Regions from separate parts of the Homo sapiens genome. Here regions 2 and 3 are each linked to region 1. The links are chromatin contacts, found by Hi-C in ENCODE. All regions are on one chromosome and are shown on one strand. Each heading gives the region's core, a stretch centred on a gene start or an enhancer-like site at or near the end of the contact. The rest is flanking DNA. Distances are from core to core; before and after follow the strand shown. Region 1 holds the start of LMF1 (lipase maturation factor 1). Region 2 holds the start of NME3 (NME/NM23 nucleoside diphosphate kinase 3). Region 3 holds the start of AXIN1 (axin 1).

What was found. Hi-C counts contacts between places; a loop is a spot of excess contacts on that map. Pooled maps may share reads with other maps.
Region 2: a pooled map shows a loop between it and region 1 (7-fold over the local background). The contact joins the promoter of NME3 here to the promoter of LMF1 in region 1. A Hi-C loop is called at or near these places in 2 of 37 single-sample maps with no recorded cell type and 6 of 50 pooled maps.
Region 3: a pooled map shows a loop between it and region 1 (22-fold over the local background). The contact joins the promoter of AXIN1 here to the promoter of LMF1 in region 1. A Hi-C loop is called at or near these places in 9 of 50 pooled maps.

What each region holds. Positions count from the first base shown.
Region 1 is chr16:969,607-972,437 of GRCh38, reverse strand. LMF1 (lipase maturation factor 1) reads left to right here and starts at 1,454. Exons shown (of 11, transcript NM_022773.4): 1 at 1,454-1,650. The coding sequence starts at 1,458. RefSeq lists enhancers at 1-275, 2,258-2,831 and a silencer at 1,043-2,212.
Region 2 is chr16:1,769,962-1,772,792 of GRCh38, reverse strand. It overlaps NME3 (NME/NM23 nucleoside diphosphate kinase 3), which reads left to right and starts at 1,250. Exons shown (of 5, transcript NM_002513.3): 1 at 1,250-1,304; 2 at 1,383-1,513; 3 at 1,622-1,723; 4 at 1,800-1,912; 5 at 2,027-2,473. The coding sequence starts at 1,259. The coding sequence ends at 2,144. It overlaps MAPK8IP3 (mitogen-activated protein kinase 8 interacting protein 3), which reads right to left. Exons shown (of 32, transcript NM_001318852.2): 32 at 2,442-2,831. It overlaps MRPS34 (mitochondrial ribosomal protein S34), which reads left to right. Exons shown (of 3, transcript NM_023936.2): 2 at 147-189; 3 at 280-898. The coding sequence ends at 572. RefSeq lists silencers at 1-44, 915-1,504, 1,815-2,014 and an enhancer at 525-614.
Region 3 is chr16:351,273-354,103 of GRCh38, reverse strand. It overlaps AXIN1 (axin 1), which reads left to right and starts at 1,381. Exons shown (of 11, transcript NM_003502.4): 1 at 1,381-1,735. RefSeq lists silencers at 713-972, 1,013-1,492, 1,593-1,672, 1,953-2,002, 2,023-2,092 and 1 more.

The sequences.
Region 1 (2,831 bases), core at 205-2,704:
TTGGGTGCCGGGCGCCAGCCAGGGCCGATGCCTCCTGCGATCCCCAAGGCTCCGAGCCCTCAGGCACACACCACGCTCCCGGAGGCTGGGCCAGCATGCGGAGGATGTTTGTGTGTTCGTACCCGTTGCAACATCTTTAACAGGGTCCCATTTCACAGCTGGGCTCCTAAGGGGGGTTTCATAGAAAAGAAATGGAAACTAAAAATGAATTAAACCATAAGATGTACACGTATGCTACGGCCCCAGCAACACAGGGAAGGTGGAGGCTGAGAGGAAGCTCGGGCCACTGCTGGTCAGGCCTGGATTTGGGGGCCCGATGTCCACAGTCAGTCCCTGCCCACACAAGGCTCACACTGCAGGTGGTGAAGATATAATTAAACAGGTAATTAAACAAGCAATAAAGACGGGTCATTTGACCAACCCAGTGGCGATAATTGATACGCCAAAACACTAGGAAAGCTAGAGAGGCAAAAGAGAAGAATACATGAAAACAAAAACAAAAAACCAGGACAAATATTTCCAATATACACAAAAGAACAGGATTTTTCATACGTAAAGAGTGCTGACAAATGAATAAGGAGAAATCTGCACTTCCACCTAAGTGCCCCACAGTTTATTCACTAACCCCTAGGTCTCCAATGCCTACTCTAGCCTCACGCCCTTTCTTTCCTCTAAGGAATGCCTGTGACCCCAGCCCTTCCTAGCACCCGCTTCACATCAGCCTCCAGAACCCCGCTCCAGTCATCAGAGTGTAGAGTGCTGGCGTCCTCCTTCATGTTCTGTTTGGGGCATTGGGCAGTTAGCCCTTCCCTCCTGAGTCCTGAGTCCCCCTCTTCCCCCACAGCTTGAAGTCCAGTCCCAAGGGCAGGCAGGAGCTGGGTTGTGCAAAGGCGGAAGGGTGCTCAGGCTGGGAGAAAGGGGAGGGTCCCCCGAGCATTCCAGGCACAGCCCTGCCTACTCTGTCCCTTGCTGGCTGCGACGATCGCCCTAGCACCCTCCTCCGCAGAGAGTGAGTGTCAGCTGTGAGGCAGGGGCACGCAGTGGTAGCACCGCCAGGGCCTGTGCAGCCCACCTTCCCCAGGACCACAGCTGGGAAGGCGCCTGGCTGGGGGAGGGCACCTGGCCTCTGCAACTCGGACTGACGGAAGGCACGCGTGCCTGCCCCAGTGAGCTCGGGTCGGGCGACGCGCACCACCTCCCAGGTACCCGGCCCCGCGCCCTACCCGCAGCAGCGCCCAGCGAGAACTGCGAAGGAGGCAGGCTCCGGGCACCCGCTCCCGCGCGTGGGCGGGGCCGGCTGGAGGGGGCGGTGCCTCCGGGACTGTGAGCGGGGCCTCCCGGGGTGTGGGTGGGGCCTTCGGCCGTGGGCAGGGCCGGCCAGGGAGAGGCGGGGCCTCCGAGAATGGGCGGGGCCTCCGAGAATGGGCGGGGCCTCCGGGAGTGCGCCCTCCCCGCACATGCGCCCTGACAGCCCAACAATGGCGGCGCCCGCGGAGTCGCTGAGGAGGCGGAAGACTGGGTACTCGGATCCGGAGCCTGAGTCGCCGCCCGCGCCGGGGCGTGGCCCCGCAGGCTCTCCGGCCCATCTCCACACGGGCACCTTCTGGCTGACCCGGATCGTGCTCCTGAAGGCCCTAGCCTTCGTGTACTGTGAGTGCCGGGCGGGCCCGGGACATCCGCCAGTGTCACCTCCGCGCACCACGACCCCCGCCCTCCCTCGAGACTCCTCCGCGCGGTCTCGCGGCCGCGGCGCCCCCACGCAGCCCTCCTTCCTGCTGGGGCCCGGGCAAGGCGGGGCGGGCAGGGCAGGACAAGGCTTGCTGGCGACAGCGCACCCGGCCCTACCCCTGTCGCCGCCTCGAGCCTCCGGCCTGGGCTCCTGGGCTCCCGGTTCCACCCGCAGCCCCGAAGTTGCACGGCCGCGCCTGCCAGGACCGGCTCGGGGCTATGCGAGGCGGGGCCGGCCCGGGCCCTGGCCCAGGAGTTCCCAGGAGAGCTGGGCAGGTGGAGGGTCACCCGTCCGTGCGCAGGTCGGGGGTCTGCGTCCTGGCTGCGGGGCGGGGGGCGGCCTGGAGAGGCGAGGCGCTCCTGCTGTCCCCGACACAGCGCTGTGCTGACGGTGAAGGTTCCCACTGTAACTGGACGCCCGCACGCCACATCCCTGCCGCGTGCGGCCCCTGCCAAAATCCGAGGAGCCGGCCCGGGAGCCTCCTTCGCGTCTCCCAGGGGCTGAGGGAAGGTGACTGGCTGGTGGCCAGACTGGAGTTTCTCCTTTAGTGTTCTCGACTAGCTCAGTCTGCGTTCGGGAAGATTCCCAGCGGAGGTCTGGGGGCAGCTCCGGAACCTCATCTGCAAGTGAAGCCTGCGCCTCACTGTGGGATGTGGTTGGCCGGGTCCACTGGCGGAGACCCTTCACCCCACAGCTGTGCGGGGCCCGCGTGCGCAGCCTACAGAGCAGAGCTCTGAGAAAAGTCAGTTCACGCTCAAAACCTCTGGATCCCCTGGCCAGGGGCAGCTGGCGATTCCAACTCCCTCTCTCCCCAGTCCCTACAACCCAGAACTGGTTTGGAAGAGAACGGTTCTGTGATCACGGTGACATGTGATCACACGGATACATGTTTCATAAGCCCAACGTGTCAGGAGCTACGAACCTCAAGTGAGGCTCTCAAATGAGTATGGAAGTGAGGGGAGCCTGCCAGGCCGAGATGCAGCCAGCGGGGCGCGTGGGCAGTCACCGTCCCAGAGGGCTCCGGAGCTGCTGGCCCCGGGCGTTGCCCACGCGTTGGTTGTAGGCCGTGGGCATTGGACGTCTCCCTTTCCTTCCATCGTCT
Region 2 (2,831 bases), core at 1-2,500, 800 kb before region 1:
GCACCCCGTCCGCACCCCGCCCCTGCAGCCGCCTGGTCTCCCCGCCTCCCCTCCTCCCTGCAGGTTTGCGTGGCTGAGGCTCCCACCTCCTGACCTCGGGGGCCGAGAGCTTTGCGAGCTGACCCCGCTTCCTTCTGGCTTTGCAGAACTTGGACCACGGGAAGGCCTGGGGCATCCTGACCTTCAAAGGTAAGGCTCGGGAGAGCGGGTGCCCGGCAGTTCGATGCCGACCGCCGACGGCACAGCAAGTGTGTGCAGACGCCTCTTTTTCTTCATCAGGGAAGACTGAGAGCGAGGCGCGGGAGATCGAACACGTCATGTACCATGACTGGCGGCTGGTGCCCAAGCACGAGGAGGAGGCCTTCACCGCGTTCACGCCGGCGCCGGAAGACAGCCTGGCCTCCGTGCCGTACCCGCCTCTCCTCCGGGCCATGATTATCGCAGAACGACAGAAAAATGGAGACACAAGCACCGAGGAGCCCATGCTGAATGTGCAGAGGATACGCATGGAACCCTGGGATTACCCTGCAAAACAGGAAGACAAAGGAAGGGCCAAGGGCACCCCCGTCTAGAATGCCAGAACCAGCGGGTGGCCTTAGGGGCTGTGAGGCAGTGGGGACCTTATTGATGAAAGAAACCGTCTTTGCGTTACACCCGAGTCTGCCTCTCGGAGCAGGGAGCTCACCTTCCGCGACGTGTTCTGAGGGTCTGCATCTTAGGGGGGAGGGCTGGGGCAAATCGCCACCTGTGCCTTTCCTCTGGCCCTGCTGCCCCCACACCCAACTCCGAGGGCCCACGCTGGGGAAAGCGGGAAGCGCTCGCTCCCTTTCCCCCATTAGTGCTCTCTCTGCCTGGATCCCGGCAGAAGCTATGAAAGGGAATAAAGAGAAAAGAAGTACCCAGGGTCGTGGTGTCTTTGCGCTCTGTCTTTAGGACCGGGGAGAGAAGGGCTGACGCTGTGGTCGTGGCCCTGGCCGGGGGGGCGCGGGGGGGGCGGGGTTCGGGCGGTGCGGAGCAGGGCGCCGCGTGGGTGGAACCACCTGGGCGGGTTGTGGGGGATACAGTTAGTGTCCGAGCTGCTGGAGGAGACTTGGCCTCCGCAGCTGCCCTCCGGCCCCCCACGGCTGCCGGGTTCCGGGGTGCAAGTGAAGCAGCCTCCCCGCGGAGGCCGCAGCGCCCCGACCAGGCCTCTTTAAGCGCAGGCCCCGCCCCGGGCGCCACCGCCCCGCCCCGCGGATCCCGCTCCCGCACCGCCATCATGATCTGCCTGGTGCTGACCATCTTCGCTAACCTCTTCCCCGCGGGTGAGCCGCGCGGCGCGGGCCGGGGGCGGGTGGCCGGTGCTGGGCCGGCCTGACGGCCCGTCCCCGCCTGCCCCGCAGCCTGCACCGGCGCACACGAACGCACCTTCCTGGCCGTGAAGCCGGACGGCGTGCAGCGGCGGCTGGTGGGCGAGATTGTGCGGCGCTTCGAGAGGAAGGGCTTCAAGTTGGTGGCGCTGAAGCTGGTGCAGGTGGGGGCGCGGTGAGCGAGCGGGGGCGCGGTGTGGGGGGAAGGGGAGCGGGGACCTGGGGACGCCTAGGTGCCGGGTGCGGGCGCAGGCGGCCTGACCCTTCCGCAGGCCTCCGAGGAGCTGCTGCGTGAGCACTACGCCGAGCTGCGTGAACGCCCGTTCTACGGCCGCCTTGTCAAGTATATGGCCTCCGGGCCGGTGGTGGCCATGGTGAGTATCCGGGAAGCGGGCGGGCGGCTCCGGGACCCCCACCCCCGCGTGATACCGCGCCCGTTCCTCCGCACAGGTATGGCAGGGGCTGGACGTGGTGCGCACCTCGCGGGCGCTCATCGGAGCCACGAACCCGGCCGACGCCCCGCCCGGCACCATCCGCGGGGATTTCTGCATCGAGGTTGGCAAGTAAGGCCCGCCCCGGGGACGGTCCCAGCCCCGTCCGGCCTCCCCCTGTTCAGCCTGCGTGGTACCCGTGCCGGAGGTCTCTTTCCCACGCTCACACGCGCCTCTTCCGCGCAGGAACCTGATTCACGGCAGCGACTCGGTGGAGAGTGCCCGCCGCGAGATCGCTCTCTGGTTCCGCGCAGACGAGCTCCTCTGCTGGGAGGACAGCGCTGGGCACTGGCTGTATGAGTAGCCCGGCAGATGCGCGTCACAGAGGCTCTCACACTCCAGCCTCCTCCAGGGCCCAGGTGGGCGGGCTTCTGGCCCCACCCCACAGCGCTTGGAGCATCCCTTTGGACGGGCTGCTGAACATCCACCTGTCTGGACGTTGCATGGAGGGTGGCGCAGGCCTCTCCAATCCCTGGCGTACAGGGTTTCCTGCCCGAGGAGCTGCTCCAGGAGCCTGCGCGGCTCGCCTGGAAACGTGCCAGGACACTGTCCTGGTGCCCAGCCCAACGTGGTCCAACGTTTTTTTATAATAAAGTCCTCGTTTTCGTTTCGATTTGGGCCCAGGAACAGGCAGCTACGACGTTAAGACATTTATTACATACAGAGCAGATATGTGGGTTTGCTTGCAGGGCCAAAGCCTGAGGAGAATCGTCACCCCTCCCCCAGCCGCCCCACTGCTCAGCCCGGAGTCACTTCGAGATCCTGGGGGAACAGACGAGGGAGCGGACATACATCACAGTGGAGGTGGCAGGGTGGTGGGGAGAAGCCGGCAGCGCAGCGGCTGCAGCCCTCGGTGGCCAGCGGGGCTTGTGGGGCAGCTCCCCAAGATCTGTGCTTCTCTGGTTGGGGGTGGGTGCGGGGGCTGGGCTGCCCTCATAAGGGCCTCCCAGACAGGAGTGCAGTGGGCCTGGAAGGTAGGAATAGGCCAGAG
Region 3 (2,831 bases), core at 132-2,631, 620 kb after region 1:
GCCCAATAGTGCTCTGGGAAGGACAGGGCCCTGGGCTGTTGTGGGAGGCGGCAGATCCTGGTACTCACATCCTCCTCCTTGGGGAGGGCCTGATGGTTGGCTGAGGCCTGGGTGGAGAGCAGAGGGTTGGTTCTGACAGGGTTGGGCTGGCCAGAGCTGGTGCTGGGGCTGCTGCTGGGGGCCCGTGCCTCTCTGCCGTGGGGTGCCTGGGGCTGTGACCTCATGCTCTGTGGCCTGCAGGGCAAGTGACACGGATCTGGGCAGCCAGGGTGGCAGGATCGGACTGGACCCCTTGGCAGGGCCGCTGTGGAGACAGCCCAGGGGAAGGGGTGCAGGGGTCTGGACACTCCAATGGCCTTGCTCTCGGGCTGGCCTGGGCAGCGGAGGGAAGGAGAACCCTTCTCTGATACTAGATGGTGCCTGGGAGAAATCAAGGCAGAGGGTCCTAGCCGGTGGGCTCTTTGGAGGTTGTGGCTCCTGTCCGGGTGAGAGCCACCATATATTGGGGCCTAACGTGTTCCCTGGCGCTGTGAGTCCAGGCTGCCTTGGGACTCAGGAGGGTGGAGCCCACCCCACCTTCCAAGGGCCCTGGCCATCCCTGCCTGCCGACCACCCCACTCCTGGGAGCCTGCTTCCCTCACGGCGGCGGGCAGGCCGTGGCGGTCCCCACGAGGGCCTCCTCTCCAGGGCCGGCTGGGCAGGGAGCCCCGAGGCCTGCAGCCCCCTGACTGCCCTCCGATGTACTGGCGGCAGAAAAGGGCTGCGCCCCACGTGCGCCCTTCGGGGCGCGCAGTCCGCCCAGTGCTCCCCACGGCCGCGGCCATTCCAAGGACCTGCAACGCCGCCTCTCCCACTCCGCTCTCTGGGAAGCCAAAGCCTCCCGGGCTCCGCTTCCGCACCGCCCCTCGGGAAGACGGCGCGACCGCGCCCCCGGCACGCCCCGCCCCCGGCAGGCACTGACCACGCCCTCTCCCGGCCATGCAGAGACCCCGGCCCATGTTTCTCAACTCGTCTTCTCGCTTCCGGCCCCGCCCCGCGCCGGAGGCCCCGCCCCACGCTCTTTACCTCTTCTGCTCGAGGCGGGCCCCGCCTTACTCCCTGGTCCCCGCCCCACGCCCGAGGCCCCGCCCCGAGCTCTTCACCTCGTCTTCTCGCTTCCGGCCCCGCCCACGCCCCGGCCCCGCCCCGCGCTCCTCACCTGTCCCCTCGCTGTCGGCCCCGCCCCACGCTCCTCACTTTATCCTCGCGCTTTCAGCCCCGCCCCGCGCCTGAAGCCCCGCCCCACACCCTTTACCTCGTCCCCGCGCTGCCGGCCCCGCCCCGTGTTGAGGCCCCGCCCCGCGCTCTCACCTCGTCCCCGCGCCCCGGCCCCGCCCCCGCACTTCCGGACGCCGCCGGCGGGGGCGCTCGGGCCTGGGCTTCGGCGCTCTGGCTCGGGCTCTGGCTCGGGAGGCGATCGTGGCCGCTGCCGCCGCCAGAGCCGGCCGGAGTCGGCCCGGAGCCGCGTCCACGCGGAGCGGGCGGGTGGGAGCTGGCGGCTGGGCCCCTGCGGCGCCCCCGCGGCCTGCCCCGCGTCCGCCTCCGGGCCGCCGAGCCGCAGCCGCCGAGATGGGGGCCGCCCCGGGCCGCGCCCCCGCCGGGTCCCGCCCGCCGCGCTGCCGCTGAGCGCATGGGCCCGGACCGCGCCGCGCCGCTCCGGGAGCCGGGCCCGGGGTCCCGCCACCACCGCGCGCGGGTGAGTAGGGCCGGGCTCCGGGGCGGGCTAGGCCGCGGTAGGCCGGGCGGGCGGGACCCGGAAGCGGCGGGGGGCGCGGGTGGCTGACGCGCGTGGGACCGAGGGGGTGGGCGCGCGGGGAGCTGGGGCCGGGGTGTCCCTGGGCAGCGGGACTGGCGGCGCGGTGGCCGCTTGGAGGTCCGAGGCCTCGGGCGCGTCTCGGGGCACGGAGCAGCTGCAGGGGCCGCGCATCGCGTGCGGGGGCCCGGGAGAGCCGGGCCTGGAGCCCTCCCCGCCGCCCAGAAGTCGGCGGGAGTCCGGCTGTCCCGGAGGAGGACACTCCCGCCCGCCCTCGCCGAGGCCGCGTGCCGGGTCCGGGTCGGGGTTCGGCCTGAGTAGCCGCGTGCTCCGGCGTCCGTACCCTCCAGGTTGATGCCTTGCTGCCCAAACACTGGTCTTTCTCTTGGGTGTGGTTCTTAGATTCTACCCCCGCCCCGCACTTTGGAATTTAGCCCCCGTGAAACCAGAGCTGCACTGCCCGAGCAGTGAAACTTTCAGCTTGGCATTGAAGAAAGTAGAGAAAAACATGTCAGTTCTCTGGGGATTTTTCTCAGCCCATCTATAAGATATATATATATATATTTTTTGTAGAGATGGGGTGTCACTATATTGCCCAGCAGGTGTTGAATTCTTGGCCTCAAGCGATCCACCTGCCTCAGCCTTCCAAGGTGTTGGGACTACAGGGGTGACCACCGTCCTCTAAGATAATTTTTTTTTTTTGAGACGGAGTCTCGCACTGTAGCCCAGGCTGGAGTGCAGTGGCGCTATCTTGGCTCACTGCAACCTCCGCCTCCCGGGTTCAAGCAGTTTTCCTGCCTCAGCCGCCTGAGTAGCTGGGATAACAGGCATGCGCCACCACATCCGGCTAATTTTTGTATTTTTAGTAGAGACAGGGTTTCACCATGTTGACCAGGCTGGCCTGGAACTCCTGACCTCAGGTGATCTGCCCACTTTGGCCTACCAAAGTGTTGGGATTACAGGCGTGAGCCACCGCGCCTGGCCCCTTCTAAGATAATTTATAAAGGGTTCTTATGTGCATGTCAGCCCCTTGTTTTTG